2 separate regions of the Homo sapiens genome follow, and region 2 is linked to region 1. Evidence: read pairs that join two places in POLR2A ChIA-PET (ENCODE). Cell type or tissue: HepG2. All regions are shown on one strand. Each heading gives the region's core, and the rest is flanking DNA. Links, peaks and the distances in the headings are about the cores only. Region 1 overlaps YIPF4 (Yip1 domain family member 4). Region 2 has its middle 8.3 kb from the start of DPY30.

What was found. ChIA-PET counts read pairs that join two places held together with the same protein. Peaks named below come from ENCODE experiments on the same cell type or tissue, not always from the same donor. Only the 100,000 strongest peaks of a DNase experiment are listed, where the experiment ranks them.
Region 2: POLR2A ChIA-PET joins it to region 1 with 5 read pairs; 5 of 35 experiments call an interaction of 5 or more read pairs at or near these places.

The regions. Positions count from the first base shown.
Region 1 is chr2:32,287,871-32,290,370 of GRCh38, reverse strand. All of the region lies in intron 1 of YIPF4 (Yip1 domain family member 4), which reads right to left. Among named protein-coding and RNA genes, the nearest start is that of YIPF4, 11 kb to the right of the region's middle. In HepG2, for the core only: no CTCF peak of the experiment used is centred there; a DNase peak (open chromatin) is centred at 1,030.
Region 2 is chr2:32,043,568-32,052,617 of GRCh38, reverse strand. No RefSeq gene overlaps it. Among named protein-coding and RNA genes, the nearest start is that of DPY30, 8.3 kb to the right of the region's middle. In HepG2, for the core only: no CTCF peak of the experiment used is centred there; no DNase peak of the experiment used is centred there; H3K4me3 peaks cover 377 bases.

The DNA.
Region 1 (2,500 bases), core at 1-2,500:
TCTGCTATTGCATATAATCTTCAAATTTTATAGTTGACAGACATCTAAAAACCATCATTTATTTTATAAGAATAAAATGAAAGATGAAAGAAGTGAAAAAACGTACAAAAGGTTTCACAGCTAATTAGCCAGACTGGTACCAGAATCTAGACTTAACAACAGTAATTCCTTAAAATTTCCATGGAAAATATATGCAAAATACATTACATGACATCATTTTGGATTCCTTCATTCTTACACATATCATGTGCCTCAGAACAAAGTAACTGAATAAATTCTTTTCAGAGGCATTACATATGTATATATACAAACTATTAGACAATTTATTTACTAAAGGAAATTCGTAGATAATTTTTCTCTACCTTTTCATGTATTTATTTATTCATATATTCTTTCATTTAAATCATCACATATCTATGCTAAGTGTTTCATATATTAATGCTTAATTCTTGATAAGTCTGATGAGTAAGAGTCCCCTGTTATTTCAGCCAAAACTTCCCTTTTCTTCACATAATTACATCATTCATCTTCAGTTTTGGCAAAAATAAATAAAGGCTATGTTTTCTTTTTGTTTTTATTTTTTAGGTCGGCTCTAACAAGAGGTGAAGAGATTCAGTTATCCACATTAAAAAATAAATTCCATGTAGAGTCTGCACAGTATCTCAGGGGTTACAGATAATCATGGTAGTACTAATGCCATCTTTGCTAGTTAAAAAATGGAAATAGTTAAGGATTTGCCTGAGGTCACATAGGGATTAAAAAGAAAAAGCACATTTGTAGGACCAGATAATATACATTAATAAACAACCATCAATACTGTCAGTGCAAGTCACATGATTATAGTATTATTTCAGAAAAATACTTTTGGAAACACCAAACCAGAACACTCTAACACAGATAGATACCTCTCTGGAGATCATGTCCAACCAATACCAAAGTTAGCTTCCTTAAAAAACAAAAAACCATTTTTCATATACAGTACAAAGAGCTTAATTTGCACAATACTCTATGAGTCACATCCTGGTCGGCTTATGACAACTCCTGCAATTAAGTTTGACAAATGTTTACATTCTGAAGCTAAGTCCCAGCTTAGCTACTAACTGATACAGCAAATCATTCATGTTTTCCGGGCCCTAGTTTCCTATTCAAAGTTCTTTCCAGGTTAAACATTATATAATTCTAAAAAGTTTTTATAAAGGCGCTCACTCAGAGATAAAATATAACCAGATTTGAATTCACCACTTAAAGTTCAAAAATAATCCCTGTACATGTTATCATATAATTGCATAGTGAAAATACTCTCTTATAAGTGCTTGCTACTTCTTTGTCTAAGTTGAAATGAGAGAGGTGGAATTTAAAAGTCTATTTCTAATAGATACAAAGAGTGTTATTTCTTCTTTTTTTTGTATCAGAGCCTCACTCTGTTGTCAGGCTGGAGTGCAGTGGTGTCATCTCGGCTCACCGCAACCTCTGTCTCCTAGGTTCAAGCCATTCTCCTGCCCCAGCCTCCTGAGTTGGGATTACAGGTGCACACAACCATGCCCGGCTAATTTTTATTTATTTATTTATTTATTGCTCTGTCTCCCAGGCTGGAGTGCAGTGGGGCAATCTCGGCTCACTGCAACCTCCACCTCCTGGGTTCAAGTAATTCTCCTGCCTCGGCCTCCTGAGTAGCTGAGATTACTGGCGTGTACCAGCATGCCTGGCTAATTTTTGTATTTTTAGTAGAGATGGGGTTTTGCCATGTTGGCCAGGCTGGTCTCGAACTCCTGACCTCAGATAATCTGCCCACCCTGGCCTTCCCCAAGTGCTGGGATTACAGGTGTGAGCCACCGCGCCAGGCCAAGAGTGTTTTTTCTTAACAAGAAGAAGATTTACATCCAGAAATCATTAGTACAGCAGTGACATTAGAGGTTTTGCAGTTATGAGGCTGGAAAGGACCTTAACAACTGTTTCCTGGTTTCTAGAAAGGACTGTACTTAAAGTCCTTAATCTAAACCAAAAAAGGATATATAAATTATAGTGCTAAGGAATGTTGTGCTCAAGAACTGTACATGTTTAGCAGTTTGTCATAGCGCAGATGCAAGAACCTCAAAAAGGCATCTTCAGCTTACAAATTTTCTAGTACTTTCTGTTCCATGTAAAGTAGAAAAAATATCAAGGACATATGTAGGAATGCCAACAATAGCAGTTTGACACCTCCCCCAGGACCCCCAAGACATAACTGTCAGTGAGAAAGAACAGGAAAGTCCAAAAAATTAGTAGTAGTTTAACATGTTATCAAGTTAACAAGTGGAGAATGATGTCAGAGAGCAAGAAAAACAATTAAAAATTACTCCAGGAGCATGGCTGATTTAATTTAAACCAGAGTAAGAACAAGCTAGCTTGGTTGTCAGCTCTTGGATAGACGTCCAGATAGTAAAACATGAATTTTAGGTTAATTCTTCCTTACTATACTATATATAAAATATTCTTGTCATTTCCTAAGTAAAAACAATGT
Region 2 (9,050 bases), core at 2,494-4,993, 240 kb after region 1:
CACTATGCTCAGCCTGAACTTCTTCAGACTTTAGGGTCATTCATCTTAACCTTTAATCACTTACTATCTTGTATTGTTATTTAAATGTATCACATGTATATGTCTGATGTAGCTGACCTAGAATACAAGTTTATGAGGGCAGGGACTGCAATTTATATTTACTCTAAACTTCCCAACTGTTTAAGATCCTCAACATCACCTCCACTTAGGTGATTCACTTCACTAGGAGTACTCACAGGACTCAATGTATTTATTTATTTTTTGAAACAGAGCTTCGCTCTGTCACCCAGGCTGGAGTGTAACGGCGCGATCTTGGCTCACTGCAACGTCCGCCTCCCAGGTTCAAGCCATCCTCCTGCCTTAGCCTCCCAAGTAGCTGGAACTACAGGCCCGCATCACCATGCCCGGCTAATTTTTGTATTTTCAGTAGAGACAGGGTTTCAGCATGTTGGTCAGGCTGGCCTCAAACTCCTGAAAAGCAAAATCAGCAAAAGGAAAGGTGCATGGGACAAAGTCTGGAGGAAACCAGGTGCAAACAAGGTTCCAAGAGTCCTCCCAGTAGTGTCAACAAAGGATATGCTTAATTCCTCCAGCAACAGGTTCAGAGGACGTGGGTAAAATGCGGTCTACCAGAAACACTCATCAGAAACTCAGTGCTTGGGCTTTTTGTTGGGACTAGTCATATCGGCACCCTCTGCCTAACACCTATCAAAATTCCAGACTCCTAGAAGGAAGGTGGGTGCTTAACATACACCATATTGTTTGTACAGCTTAGGTACAGTGAGCTACTCTTATTCAGGAAAAGTTTTGGCCGGGCGCCTTGGCTTATACCTGTAATCCCAGAATTTTGAGAGGCTGAGGTGGGTGGATCGCTTGATTCCAGGAGTTTGAGACCAGCCTGGGCAACATGGTAAAACCACATCTCTACAAAAGATAGAAAAATTAGCCAGGTGTTGTGGGGCATGCGTGTAGTCCCAGGTGCTGGAGAGGCTGAGGTGGGAGGATCGATTGAGCCCAGGAGGTGGAGGCTGCAGTGAGCCTAGATCATGCCAGTTCACTCCAACCTGGGCAAAGGAGTTAGACACTGTCTCAAAAAATAAATAAATAAATAAATAAATAAAAGGAGGAAAAGTTTTCTATCACTGTAGGAAACTATTACTGTTATTATTATTTTTGAGATGAGTCTCACTCTGTCACCCCAGCTGGAGTGCAGTGGCACGATCTTGACTCACTGCAATTTCCACCTTCCGGGTTCAAGCCATTCTCCTGCCTCAGCCTCCTGAGTGGCTGGGGTTACAGGAGCCTGCCACCACGCCCGGCTAATTTTTTTGTATTTTTAGTACAGATGGGGTTTCACCATCTTGGCCAGGCTGGTCTTGAACTCCTGACCTCATGATCCACCCGCCTCAGCCTCCCAAAGTGCTGGGAAACTATTATTTAAGTTCTCAGGCCGGGCGCGGTGGCTCATGCCTGTAATCCCAGCACTTTGGGAGGCTGAGGCAGGTGGGTCATGAGGTCAGGAGATTAAGACCATCCTGGCTAACACGGTGAAACCCCGTCTCTACTAAAAATACAAAAAAAAAAAAAAAAAAAAAAAAAAAAATAGCTGGGCGTGGTGGCGGGCGCCTGTAGTCCCGGCTACTCGTGAGGCTGAGGCAGGAGAATGGCGTGAACCCAGGAGGGGGAGCTTGCAGTGAGCTGCGATTGCGCCATTGCACTCCAGCCTGGGCAACAGAGCAAGACTCCATCTCAAAAAAAAAAAAAAAAGTTCTCAGACACTAGCAGCCAAGGTCCAATTTTGCAAGCAGGCCTTTCCAAGGATAGCAGTCTTAGACTTGCTGTGTTAACTCTTCTCTGCACACTCTCCATGAGATCTCAACAAATAATAGATGCTTACTAAATGCTTTAGTGAAAGAAGAAAGGCTGAACTCAGATTTTTTTTTTTTTTTTTTGAGACGGAGTCTCACTGTGTTGCCCAGGCTGGAGTGCAGTGGTGCGATCTTGGCTCACTGCAACCTCCGCCTTCCGGGTTCAAGCGATTATCCTGCCTCAGCCTCACGAGTAGCTGGGATTACAGGCGCCGGCCACCACACCCAGCTAATTTTTTGTATTTTCAGTAGAGCGGGGGCAGGGGGAGGGTGGTCGGGGAAGGGGGTTCACCATGTTAGTCAGGCAGGTCTCGAACTCCTGACCTCGTGATCTGCCCACCTCAGCCTCCCAAAGTGCTGGGATTACAGGCATGAGCCACCGCGCCCGGCACAGATTTTTTTTTTTTTTTTTTTTTTTTTTTTGAGACGGAGCCTTGCCCTGTCGCTCAGGCTGGAGTGCAGCGGCGCTATCTCGGCTCACTGCAAGCTCCGCTTCCCGGCTTCACGGCATTCTCCTGCCTCAGCCTCCGCAGTAGCTGGGACTACAGGCGCCCCCCACCACGCCCACCTAATTTTTTGTATTTTTAGTAGAGACGGGGTTTCACCGTGTTAGCCAGGACGGTCTCGATTTCCTGACCTCTTGATGTGCCTGCCTTGGCCTCCCAAAGTGCTGGGATTACAGGCATGAGCCACCGCGCCCGGCCCAGATATTTTTTTAATACTATTATACAATGAATTAGATCCATTACTCACATAAATATTCTTCTCATTGATTTATGTGTTACTTATAATTAAAAACTCTACCTATTTGGCTGGGCTCGGTGGCTTACGCCTGTAATCCCAGCACTTTGGGAGGCAGAGGCGGACGGATCACCTGAGGTCGGGAGTTTCTGACCAGCCTGACCAACATGGAGAAACTCCGTCTCCACTAAAAATACAGAATTAGCCTGGTGTAGTGGAATGCACCTGTAATCCCAGCTACTTGGGAGGCTGAGGCGAGAGAATTGCTTGAACCTGGAAGATGGAGGTTGCAATGGGCATAGATCGTGCCACTACACTCCAGCCTGAGCGACAAAGCGAGACTCCCTCTCAAATAAATAAATACATAAATATAAATAAAAACTATGGTATAACAAATGTATTTATATCTTTGCATATTCGCAAAGGTATAATAAATATATTTATATCTTTGCATATTCGCAAAGGTATAATAAATATATTTATATCTTTGCATATTTGCATAGGATAAAATTCTAGAAGTAGAATTATTGTGTCAAAGTGAAAATTTCTGGGAACAGATTGTGAAGAACGAGTAAAAATAATAGGCTGGGTGTGGTGGCTCATGCCTGTAATCCCAGCACTTTGGGAGGCTGAGGCAGGCGGATTGCCCGAGCTCAGGAGTTCAAGACCAGCCTGGGCAACATGGTGAAAACCCCGTCTCTACTAAAATACAAAATTAGCCGGGCGTGGTGGCGTGCGCCTGTAGTCCCAGCTACTCGGGAGGTTGAGGCAGGAGAATTGCTTGAACCCGGGAAGTGGAAGTTGCAGTTAGCCAAGATGGCGCCACTGCACTCCAGCCTGGGCAACAGAGCGAGACTCCTCCATCTCTAAAAATAATAATAATAAATTTCATTTTAGTTCATCCCATTTGTTGACTGATATATAATATTGTACATATCTGAGGGGTATATGTGATATTTTGATACTTTACTTGCGTACACTGTGTAATGATCAAATCTGGGCAATTGAGATATTATAGATATCAAGATATATTATAGATATTATAAATATCAAGTATTTATTTATTTTTATTTTATTTTTATTTGTTTATTTATTTTTTGAGAGTCTTGCCTTGTCACCCAGGCTGGCGTGCAGTGGTGCGATCTCGGCTCCTGGGCTCAAGCGATTCTCCTGCCTCAGCCTCCCGAGTAGCAAAGACTACAGGCTCATGCCACCATGGTCGGCTAATTTTTGTATTTTTAGTAGAGACGGGGTTTCACCATGTTGACCAGGCTGGTCTCAAGACTCCTGACCTCATGTGATCTGCCCGCCTCGGCCTCCCAAAGTGCTAGGATTACAGCATGAGCCACAATGCCCGGCATTTTTTTTTTTTTTTTTGAGACAGGGTCTCACTCTGTCACCCGGGTTGGAGTGCAGTGGCGTGAGGACAGCTCACTGCAGGCTTGACCTCCCAGGGCTCAAGTGACCCTCCCACCTCAGCCTCCCGAGTAGCTAGCACTACAGGACCGTGCCAGCATGCCCAGATAACTTTTTATATTTTTTGTATAGAAGGAGTCTCATTTTGTGGCCCGTGCTGGTCTCCGACTCCTGGGCCATGTTGCCCAGGCTGGTCTTGAGCTCCTGGCCTCAAGCGACCTGCCCACCTCGGCCTCTCAAAGTGCTGGGATTACAGGCAGGAGCCACTGGACTCAGTCTTATAGGGGAGCACATTTTAAACAACAGTCTTGTGTTAACATTGGATGGCAGAACATTAAAAAAAATTTTTTTGAGATAGAGTTTTTGCTCTGTTGCCCAGGCTAGAGTGCAGTGGTGCAATCTTGGCTCACTGCAACCTCTACCTCCTGGGTTCTAGCGATTCTCCTGCCTCAGCCTCCCGAGTAGCTGGGATTACAGGCGTGTGCCACCACGCCCAACTAATTTTTGTAGCTTAAGTAGAGACGGGGTTTCACCATGTTGGCCAGGCTCCTCTCGAACTGCTGACCTCCAGTGATCCGCCCACCTCAGCCTCCCAAAGTGCTGGGATTACAGGCATGAGCCACCATGCCCGGTCAGGTGGCATCACTATTAATCTCCATTTTACTGTCTGACTTTGTCTTTTTTTTTTTTTTTTTTTTTAAAGACATGGGATCTCACTATAGTGCTCAGGCTGGTCTCTAACTATTGGGCTTAAGCAATTCTCCCACCTTGGCCTCCCAAAGTGCTAGGGTTACAGAGGCATGAACCACTGTTCCTGGCCTCTGACTTTGTCTTTTAAAAGGGAAATGGTTTCAATTTAAATTAATATGGAATGGCTTTGGGCAACCTAAAATTAAGAGATATCAAAGTTATGTATTTTGCCTATCACTTAATAACCCATGACCTATTTATGAACATTAATTTAAGTGATAATAATTTGGATTGAAAAGGAAAGCATAAAATCAACACATTTAAAAACTGAAAATCACCGCCACTGTGGCATGCACCTATAGTCCCAGCTATTTGGGAAACTGAGGCAGGAGAATATCTTGAGGCCAGGAGTTGGAGGTTGCAGTGTTCTAAGATTGCTCCTGTGAATAGTCATTGCACTGCAGCCTGGACATCGTATGGAGAACCCATCTCTAAAAAGATAGAAAAAACATTTAAAAAATTAAGACTGAAAATTAGGACGTTTTAGGAAAAAATCTAAATATAGCCTCATACAAGAAGTGGCAGAAACAATTGGCAATTTAAGGATTTGAAATGTCAGTAAGGTTGCCTTTTCATTAATTCTTATTATCCTCTCTCTTTTTTTTTTTTTCCTTGAGATGTAGTCTTGCTCTGTTGCCCAGACTGGAATGCAGTGGCGCAATCTCGGCTCACTGCAACCTCCACCTCCCGGGTTCAAGTCATTCTCCTGCCTCAGCCTCCTTAGCAACTGGTATTACAGGTGTGTGCAGCCACACCCAGCCAATTTTTTTTTTGTATTTTTAGTAGAGACAGGGTTTCACCATGTTGGCCACGCTGGTCTGGAACTCCTGACCTCAAGTGATCCACCCACCTCGGCCTCCCAGAGAGATGGGATTACAGGTGTGAGCCACCGCGTCCAGTTTTATTATTCTTATCGTTGAGATCACTTGTGTATCATAAAAATCAAAGGAACACACTATATTCATGCCTTTCAAAAACCCATTTGGTATGTTCCTTGATATACCAAAATTTATTTATTTAATTTTTTTGAGATGGAGTCTTGCTCTGTCACCCAGGCTGGAGTGCAGTGGCACCATCTCACTCACTGCAAGCTCTGCCTCCCAGGTTCACGCCATTCTCCTGCCTCAGCCTCCTGAGTAGCTGGGACTACAGGTGCCCGCCACCACGCGTGGCTACTTTTTTTTTGTATTTTTAATAGAAACGGGTTTCACCATGTTAGCCAAGATGGTCTTGATCTCCTGATCTCGTGATCCGCCCACCTCCGCCTCCCAGAGTGCTGGGATTACAGGCATGAGCCACCGCGCCCGGCCATATATACCAAAATTTCTGAGATGGGTGGTAAGATTGCTTGGGCATGTTGTTTGGTAGTAGAGACAAGGGAGCTACAGGTAGAGTGGTTGCCTTCCAATATTAGCCACAAAGAGATATTTCTCTTATTTCTCTGGAAAGTGACTTACCTAACCTGGAACATATATTTCTAGGTCTTCTTGAGAGGTGGTTGGGTGTCCCTCCCCACACATTGTACTCAGAGGGCCCATTTACACTCAGTAAATTCTATGTATTTATTTGCAAATACATTTTTGTATGTGAGTGTTGGGGGGTGGGGTGGGGTAGGTGGGTGTGGGTGGGTGCTGGATCAAGTTCTTAATTTTTCTGAATAATTTCTTTCCTGCAAATTATTTTAAAACAACAAAGTAAAAAGCTAATGAAGGGCCGGGCATGGTGGCTTACAAAGTGCTGTAATCCCAGCACTTTGGGAGGCCGAGGTGGGTAAATCGCTTGAGGCCAGGAGTTTGAGATCAGTCCGGCCAACATGGGAAAACCCCCTCTCTACTAAAAATACAAAAATCAGCTGGGTGTGGTGGCATGCGCCTGTAGTCCCAGCTACTTGAGAGGCTGAGGAAGGAGAATCGATTGAACCTGGAAGGTGAAGGTTGCAGTGAGCCAAGTTTGCAAAACTGTATTCCAGCTTGGGCAACAGAGTGAGATCCTGTCTCAAAAATAAATAAATAAATGAATAAAATTAAAAAGCTAATGAAGTGGCTTGATAAGTAATGTAGATAAGACAAAATGAATTTCAATTACATTTGTGTAACTTCAGTTTACAAAGCAGTTTCATCTTTTTTTTTTTTTTCAAGACAGGGTCTTGCTGTGTTGCCCAGGCTAGAGTACAGTGGTGTGATCAGGACAGCCTAGACTCTTCCAAGCGATCCTCTCGCTTCCGCCCCTGAGTAGCTGGGACTACAATCGTGCACTACTATGTCCGCCCAATTTTTCATATTTTTAGTAGAGATGGGTTTTTCCCATGTTGCCCAGGCTGGTCTTGAACTCCTGAAGTCGAGCAATCCACCTGCCTCGGCCTCCCAAAGTGCTGGGATTACAGGCGTGAGCCACTGTGCTTGGCTCAGTTTCCTCTATCTTATTTCATTTGATCCTCCTTATGAAGTAAAAATTATCCCAATTTTACATGCAAAAAAACCCTGAAGCTTGGCTGGGCACAGTGGCTCATGTCTTTAATGCCAGCACTTTGGGAGGCCGAGGCAGGTGGATCACCTGAGGTCAGGAGTTTGAGATTAGCCTGATTAATATGGTGGAACCCTGTCTCTACTAAAAATACAAAAATAAGCCGGTTGCAGTGGTGTGTGCCTGTAGTCCCAGCTACTTGGGAAGCTGAGACAGGAGAATTGCTTGAACCCGGGAGGTGGAGATTGCAGTGAGCCGAGATCACGCCACTGCACTCCAGCCTGGGTGACTGAGTGAGACTCCGTTTCAAAAACAAACAACAACAACAACAAAAACCCTGAAGCTCAGAGGAGTTAAAAGATTTGCCTAATCCCACATGGCAAACAAGGAACCAGGTTTTATTATTTATTTATTTAAGACGGAGTCTCCCTCTGTCCCCCAGGCTCGAGTGCAGTGGCATGATCTTGGCTCACTGCAACCTCTGCCTCCCAGGTTCAAGTGATTCTCCTGCCTAAGTCTCCCGAGTAGCTGGGATTACAGGCGAACGCCACCTTGGCCATCTAATTTTTGTATTTTTGGTAGAGACAGGGTTTTGCTGTGTTGGCCAGGCTGGTCTCGAACTCCTGACCTCTGGTGGGCCACCCGCCTCAGCCTCCCAAAATGCTAGGATTACAGGCCTGAGCCACTGCACCGGGCCAGGAGATAGAGATACTTTGTAACTAATTTTCAGATATGTAAAGCAGAACAGCCTGGTTAATGAAACATTGCCATTTAAAGCACTAGTAATTCATCAGCACATGTTCATGACATAACATGGTACTGTATATCACAATAGATTGGGTGTAACATTTCAGTTCTTTTGATGAGTCTTTTTGATTTCATAGTGATTTTTTTTTTGACAGTCTCACTCTGTCGCCAGGCTGGAGTGCAGTGACGCAATCTTGGCTCACTGCAACCTCCGCCTCCTGGGTTCACGCCATTCTCCTGCCTCAGCCTCCTGAGTAGCTGGGACTACAGGCACCCGCCACCATGCCCGGCTAATTTTTTGTTAGCCAGGACGGTCTTGATCTCCTGACCTCGTGATCTGCCCGCCTCGGCCTCCCAAAGTGCTGGGATTACAGGCGTAAGACACCGCACCTGGCCGTTGCTTTTCTTATAGAGCCCTTTCTTACTGAGCAATGTGCCTCCTTGTATTATAAAATCTTTCTGATAATGCGTTAGAATTTTTTTTGTAATTTAGTAAAAGTGCTTTCCGTGTTACTTTATTCAAAGCTAGTAAGTACTTTCCTGAGTTCTGTAGTAACTAGGTGTAAAAATGATGTGTTGCAGCTTTGCAGTTCTCAAAATATTTTAGTTACTGTTATTAAACTATGAACTTTCTTAACATCACTCTGTTGCTGGATTACGGACACTGTCATTTGACTAATATTGACCCTCTTTACCTCACCCACGTGGATACACACCTCCTGTAGTTGTTTTGCCTAACAATGTCCCTTTGGGTCTGTAAGATTCTGTAAACTGTGCAGTCTTCATGATTTTCTGTACGACATATATATATATTTTTTATTGAGACAGGGTCTCACTCTGTTGCCCAGGCTGGAGTGCAATGGCGCAATCTTGGCTCACTGTAACCCCCGCCTCCTGGGCTCATGCAATCCTCCCACCTCAGTGTCCCGAGTAGCTGGGTCTAGAGGTCCACACCGGGCTAATTTTTGTATTTTTTTGTAGAGATGGGTTTTCACCATGTTTTCCAGATTGGTCTCAAACTCCTGGACTCAAACAATTTACCCGATTTAGTTCTGGGATTAGCAG